Linked DNA regions of Mus musculus: region 1 is linked to region 2. A link is a loop called in an ENCODE intact Hi-C map of the cell type or tissue named here. Cell type or tissue: left cerebral cortex. All regions are shown on one strand. Links, peaks and the distances in the headings refer to the core of each region. The heading gives the core; the rest is flanking DNA. Region 1 has its middle 8.4 kb from the start of 1700036G14Rik. Region 2 has its middle 2.4 kb from the start of Gm30944.

What was found. Peaks named below come from ENCODE experiments on the same cell type or tissue, not always from the same donor. Only the 100,000 strongest peaks of a DNase experiment are listed, where the experiment ranks them.
Region 1: it touches region 2 in a loop (15-fold over the local background); 5 of 42 quality-filtered maps call a loop at or near these places.

The regions. Positions count from the first base shown.
Region 1 is chr3:85,307,675-85,310,588 of GRCm38, forward strand. No RefSeq gene overlaps it. Among named protein-coding and RNA genes, the nearest start is that of 1700036G14Rik, 8.4 kb to the right of the region's middle. In left cerebral cortex, for the core only: no CTCF peak of the experiment used is centred there; DNase peaks (open chromatin) are centred at 1,277 and 1,700; H3K27ac peaks cover 2,198 bases.
Region 2 is chr3:85,019,064-85,021,977 of GRCm38, forward strand. No RefSeq gene overlaps it. Among named protein-coding and RNA genes, the nearest start is that of Gm30944, 2.4 kb to the right of the region's middle. In left cerebral cortex, for the core only: no CTCF peak of the experiment used is centred there; DNase peaks (open chromatin) are centred at 1,278, 1,946 and 2,376; H3K27ac peaks cover 2,350 bases.

The DNA.
Region 1 (2,914 bases), core at 239-2,738, 290 kb after region 2:
TTTATTGCTTACATCTTCAGGAGCAAGAGAGCAAGAGAGCAAGAGAGCAAGAGTGCAAGAGAGCAAGAGCAAGAGCAAGAAAGCAAGAGAAAGAACAAGAACAAGAAAGCAAGAGAAAGAACAAGAACAAGAAAGCAAGAGCAAGAGAGAGAAAAAGCAAGAACAAGAGAGAGAGAAAGCAAGAACAAGAGAGAGAGAGAGAATGGCAAAACCCCGTCCCTTTTAAGGAGAATTATCCTCCGCCTAGGACGTATTACTCCCTGATTGGCTGCAGCCCATCGGCCCAGTTGTCATCACGAGAAAGGCAGAACACATGGCGGGAAAACTGCCCCTGCACGTGTGCAGATTATGTTTACCACTTAGAACACAGCTGTCAGCGCCATCTTATAATGGCAAATGTGAGGGCGGCTCCCAACAAGTTGGCAAAGTGCCTGCCCGGCATGCACAGAGTCCATGCTGGGTTCCATACCTAGCACTGCAGAAGTCTGCCACCATGCCTATAGCCGCGTCACTCAGGTGGCAGAGACAGTATGATCTCCTGGTCCTTTTCTGCTACACAGTGAAGTTGAGACCAGCTTGGGCTACATGAGAGACTGTCTCAAGACAAGCCAATGAATTCTGTTGTAAGGTCAGGAGGGGTCGGGACAATAATAGATTCCCATGGTTTTTCAGGGATGCAGCAATGGGTAAAGGATGGAGGATGGAAGAATCCAGAGACATTGTGATCCTATGGAATGAAGCTGATACAGTCTAGTAATGGATGGGAGGATGGGGATGAAGGGAATTCAAGCATGACTTCCAGTTCCTATCATTTCATGAACAGTGAGGAGGAGGATGGTGGCAGGGTTCAAGAGGGGACCCAGAAGAGGGACCGGCTCTGGAGGAAAAGAGTTTGGAATATGCTGAAGTTCAAGTTCACAAGAACATAGAGACTCCCCCACCCCCACCCCACACACACACCAATGGATAAAATTCCTTTTCTTGACCCAGCAGTTGGGCTGTGTCAGTATCCAGTCTGTCCTGGATCAGTCCCTCCTATGGTCTTCCCTAAATGCAGAAAATGCAATGCTTAGCAAGTGAAACAGAAACAAACGTCCCACTGGCTCCACATGCTTCTCCCCTGGGCAGTCTTCATTTCCTGGCAGAAGCGTCAAGGGAGAAATCAGTTACTGCCATTTGCGCATGGAAGACGCTCTTGTTTCTCACTGCAGTGCTGAGCCCTGCTCCCTGGCAGCTGCTGCAGCCACAGGTGGAAGCTGAGAGCAGCCTGGAGCAGGGAAAGATGAACAGACACCCACCTCAGGCACCAGCCAGGCTGTGGCTCTGCCTGTCAGCCCAGCTAATGGGATGATTGGCTGCTATTGACATAGCTCCATCTCTCAAAAGGCAAATAAAGCTAAACTACCATGCAGGAAGTGATTGCAGGGAGAAAAAGACCCATTTCAAGATCCTGGGTGCTCGCTCTCCACAGTTCTTTCTGTTTTTTCTTCCCAAATCCTTTCATTGATTATATTGTTTTTAAAAAAGAAAGAGAGCAAAAACAAGGTCTTCGCTGTAGCTATATTGTGCCTGCTATGATTTTTTTATCCTCTCCTAGCAAGTTTTTAGTCAATAGAAACGAGCTGATCGCAAGCTGCGCTCAGCCTGCAGAAGGCTTGCCAAGCTCCTCTCCCTAAGTCCCACCACACCGAGACTTCTGCGCCAGGCCAGCCTGCTTCCACACTAGAACAGCAGGTTTCCTCTTTGAGCAAAGCAAGTGCCTTTCCCAGCTAAGTCCTCCTCCTCTAACTGGGATCCCCCATCTCCTTTATATCCCTTTTAGTGATAAATATAAAAACCACATTTAGGAATGACTGAAATACCTGGAAAGAGAAATAACAATGGCTTGTTCTTACAGTAAAACTGAATGTCTGGTCTCTGGTTCTCTAGATACCCAGAGGCTGGGCAAGGCTTTAGAGGAGAGAAGGGTTAGGTGGGTAGTGAAGGTCACAGGCAGGCCAAAGAAAGTCAAGCTAAGAAGCTATTTCCTTAGCCTGATATGGCTGTCTCCTGAGAGGCTCTGCCAGAGCCTAATATATAGAGGCAGAAGCTTGCAGCCAACCATTGGGCTGAGCTTGGGGGTCCTCGATGGAGGAGTTGGAGAAAGGACTGAAGGAGCTGAGGGGGTTTGCAGCCCCATGGAGGGAGCAGCAGTGTCAACAGGCCAGACCCCCTGGTGCTCCCAGGGACTGGACCAACAACCAAAGAGTACACACGGAGGGACCCATGGCACTGGGCATGTATGTGGCAGAGGATGGCCTTGTTGGGCATCAGCTGGAAGAGAGGCCCTTGGTCCTGTGAAGGCTCGATACCCCATGTAGGGGAATGCCAGGGTTGGAGGATGGGAGTGGGTGGGTGGGGGAGCACCCTCATAGAGGCAGTGGGGAGGAGGGATGGGATACGGGGTTTCCAAAAGGGGAGGCCTGGAAAGGGGAAAACATTTGAGATGTAATTAAAGAAAATATCCAATCAAAAAAAAAGAGAGAAAGAAAGAGAGAGAGAGAGAGAGAGAGAGAGAGAGAGAGAGAGAGAGAGAGAAAGAAAGAAAGAAAGAAAGAAAGAAAGAAAGAAAGAAAGAAAGAAAGAAAGAAAGAAAGAAAGAGTTCCTTGAATATGCCTCCCCTCTGGACAGTGCTAGCCAAGGATAGCTGGGGGCTTGGCAGATGGCTTTAGCAGCCACAGAGACGAGGAAGACTATAAGGGGAACCATGCACAGGAAGAGGGGGAAGGGCATATCTTTTGGGCTCACTGGTGTGTCCCACCCACTTGCTGGCCAGCTTTCCTGCCAGAGGGAGCCACTCTCCATTCATCCAGATGATATGATTCACTTTCCGTGGCAGGGGCAGGATTTTACTGGACTTTTAACATGGAAGGC
Region 2 (2,914 bases), core at 253-2,752:
GTTACTAAAGATCAGTTGCTTGGTGAAAGGATGTCTTGTTAAAGCAGACCTGTAAAAGAATGTTTTTCTGAAGCAGACACAGGCTTTGCTATGTTTTCCTGTGGCAGACACATGAAAGGACATGTGATGAAGGAATATAGATATGACTCCATAGACAGTGTGAGACGAGCATTGAGCTTTGGTTTGGTTTACTCTGCCTTGCTGTTCTTGGTTAAGGACACACAGGTATTGGTTCACTTTACATAGCATTGTTGGGCTCTACTTGTGGTCATGCCACCATTGAGAGAAACTTACCAAAGAACTGCTCATGAGTTTCCTTCAGCTGTTTGCCTCTTCAGCGGCCTTAGGCCAGATGGTGAAGCCTTGCAGTTTCTTTAGGATTGAAGAACAGCTGCCTGTTTGTGTGTGTGGTGTTTGCTACAGGACTGAAATGCTGGCAAAGAGGATTTGAGCTGGCCCTCAAAGAGCTATTCCCAAACAGGTCCACTTCCCCCATAACCTGACTTTTCTACTATCTCTGGTGGGTGATGGGCTAAAGGAGAGGTTGAACCTTTATTAAAGTAGGTTATAAAACAGTATAGTCAACTTTACAGGATGTAGGAGACAACATTCTGGTTATATCTGTAAGGGATTATCTTGATTAGGTTAGTTAAGATGGAAGACTTGTCCTAAATGTGACCACTCATTGAAGTAGGAGGGTATTCAAGGCCAGCCTGGGTTACATGAGATCCTGTCTTAACCCTCCCCACAGCAGCCCCAAGCAAAAGCAAACAAGCAAGCTAACAAACAAATGAAAACAACAAGAATTAATTATAAGAGGGTCAGAGTGTAGCTCAGTGGTAAACATTTGCCTGGTGGACATATAGACCTGGCTTTAATTCTCGGCACTGCAAAATGGAACTAAAACCAGAGGAGGGATGGCAAAAACAGTACTCACATCACACAGCTTGTTAAGGATTAAATGAAAAACACAAAGTGCCTCGAGGAGAGTCTGGTACCATTGGAAAGGCCCACTGTGTGCTAGCTATTACAATAACCAGGAGTCCTATTCTACCCCAAAGAGGTATCTGCAGATCAGAAGAAGCCCTGTATCCACAGGGTGGGAAGAGATGCTCTAAACCTCTCACCCCAAGAAGTAGCACAAACTGAAAATAGAAATAGCTTAAGAAAGGGCTGTATCATGAGTGGGGCTCCATCATGAGTGGGTAACCTTTTCTCTACCATAAGCTCATGACACATAGAGGGAGGAAAATCCATTTCTGGCCCCACCTAAGTCACAGCAGCCATCATGGGCTGTGAAGAATTCAATTAGTCACTGGTTGCCATGCCAATGCAAGCATCACCCTTCCACCTACTCCACCATCAACACATTTGAATAAGTAACAATGATAATACCATGCACTAAAAAAATGCTATTTTTAAAAAAACTTAAATGTACTTCTGTCAAAAGTCTGGTTTTTCAGAAATAATTGCTGTAGGCCAGATAAAGATTTGCATAGGATTCCTAAAATGGGCTGAATATCATCACAGAAGAGAAATATCTGTGATTATAAAGACAGTCCTTGAGATTGGGGGACTTGGGATGGGAAGGCAAGCTTCTCCTAATATTCAGAGGTGATGGAGATGAAGTTGGGACAGATAGCTCTCACTTCAGCACCACCCTCCTCACACCCTGCCGCCTGACCCAGGTCCCCAGTCTTCACCATACCCTACCCAAGTGTTAATTGATATTTGTAATTTGATGCTTTGTGGCTACAGCTTTAACAAGTGTATTTTAGGGACCTCAGAATTAGTGTCTCAGAATCGATTCTGAGAAAACCATTACTGACATATAATAAGATTTATAATAGAAAAAGCAAAAATAAAACCAAAACAAAAAAATAGAAGTAGTCTAAAATATTCCAGCCATTGTGTACCCGCATGCTAGGATGTGGCTGTTAAAAATGAGGTTGTCAGAGAACAGCTGATGATGCAGGAAAATGGTATGTATTGTTAAGTGGAGCAAGCAGGTTACAGAGCTGGGAATTTGATGAAATCCAGGTTTGATGTATGCTATTTTATGCAAATATATGCATAGGAAAAACTAGTAGTGTGTTACTCTAAAATGATAATAATGGTTATTTCTGGATAGCAGGATCACAGGTGACTTTTGTTTTTCTTTTGTGCCTTCCTATATCTTCAAAAACCACTTAAGATAATTTTATATTTCTTCTATAACTATATAATATCCAGTCAGTGTTCTTCACACACTGAGGGCTGTTCTGAGTTTGTTGCAGGAGAGTAGGGGAATGCAGGGAGGACTGCACTTGGGCCTTCTGTGTCTAGTCCCCTGTCTTACTTCTTGGATCCCGGCAGTCATGTCTGAGGGGATCAAGTCATGCCTGAGATGACCTGGGCTCTCAAGGGATTAACTATCTCCCTGAGGAGGCATTTTTACATGTGTTATTCTGGCCAACCTAGTGCCACTATTAATAGTGGCTCATATCAGTGTGCACTTTTTGGTAACTGAGATGAACACAGATGCTGCCTAAGAGGCCTCTGGTATTCTAACAGGAGGTCACCACTGGGCTCCACATTAAATTTCAAGACCAAACACCTCCACTGTTATGTTCTGTCCTATGGATCCCATCCCATCTTCTAGCTCCTTGGAAAAACCAAGAAGAGCAGAGTGAAAATCTCTGCAAGTCCAGGCTTGATGGTTGTACTTAGAAGTGACCTAAGATATGACTATTTCTTCTATGCTATTTTTCAGAGTATAGGTCTTTACTTATGGGCCCCAAACTTTCTGGCATTAAAAAAAGCAGACTCCTGGGTTCTGTCCCAGGCAAAACATGATCAACATTTTTAGGTGTGGAAGATGGAAAGAAGTGCTTCCCCAAGAACTGGAGGTGGCAAAGGAAGATCGCCAAAGGAT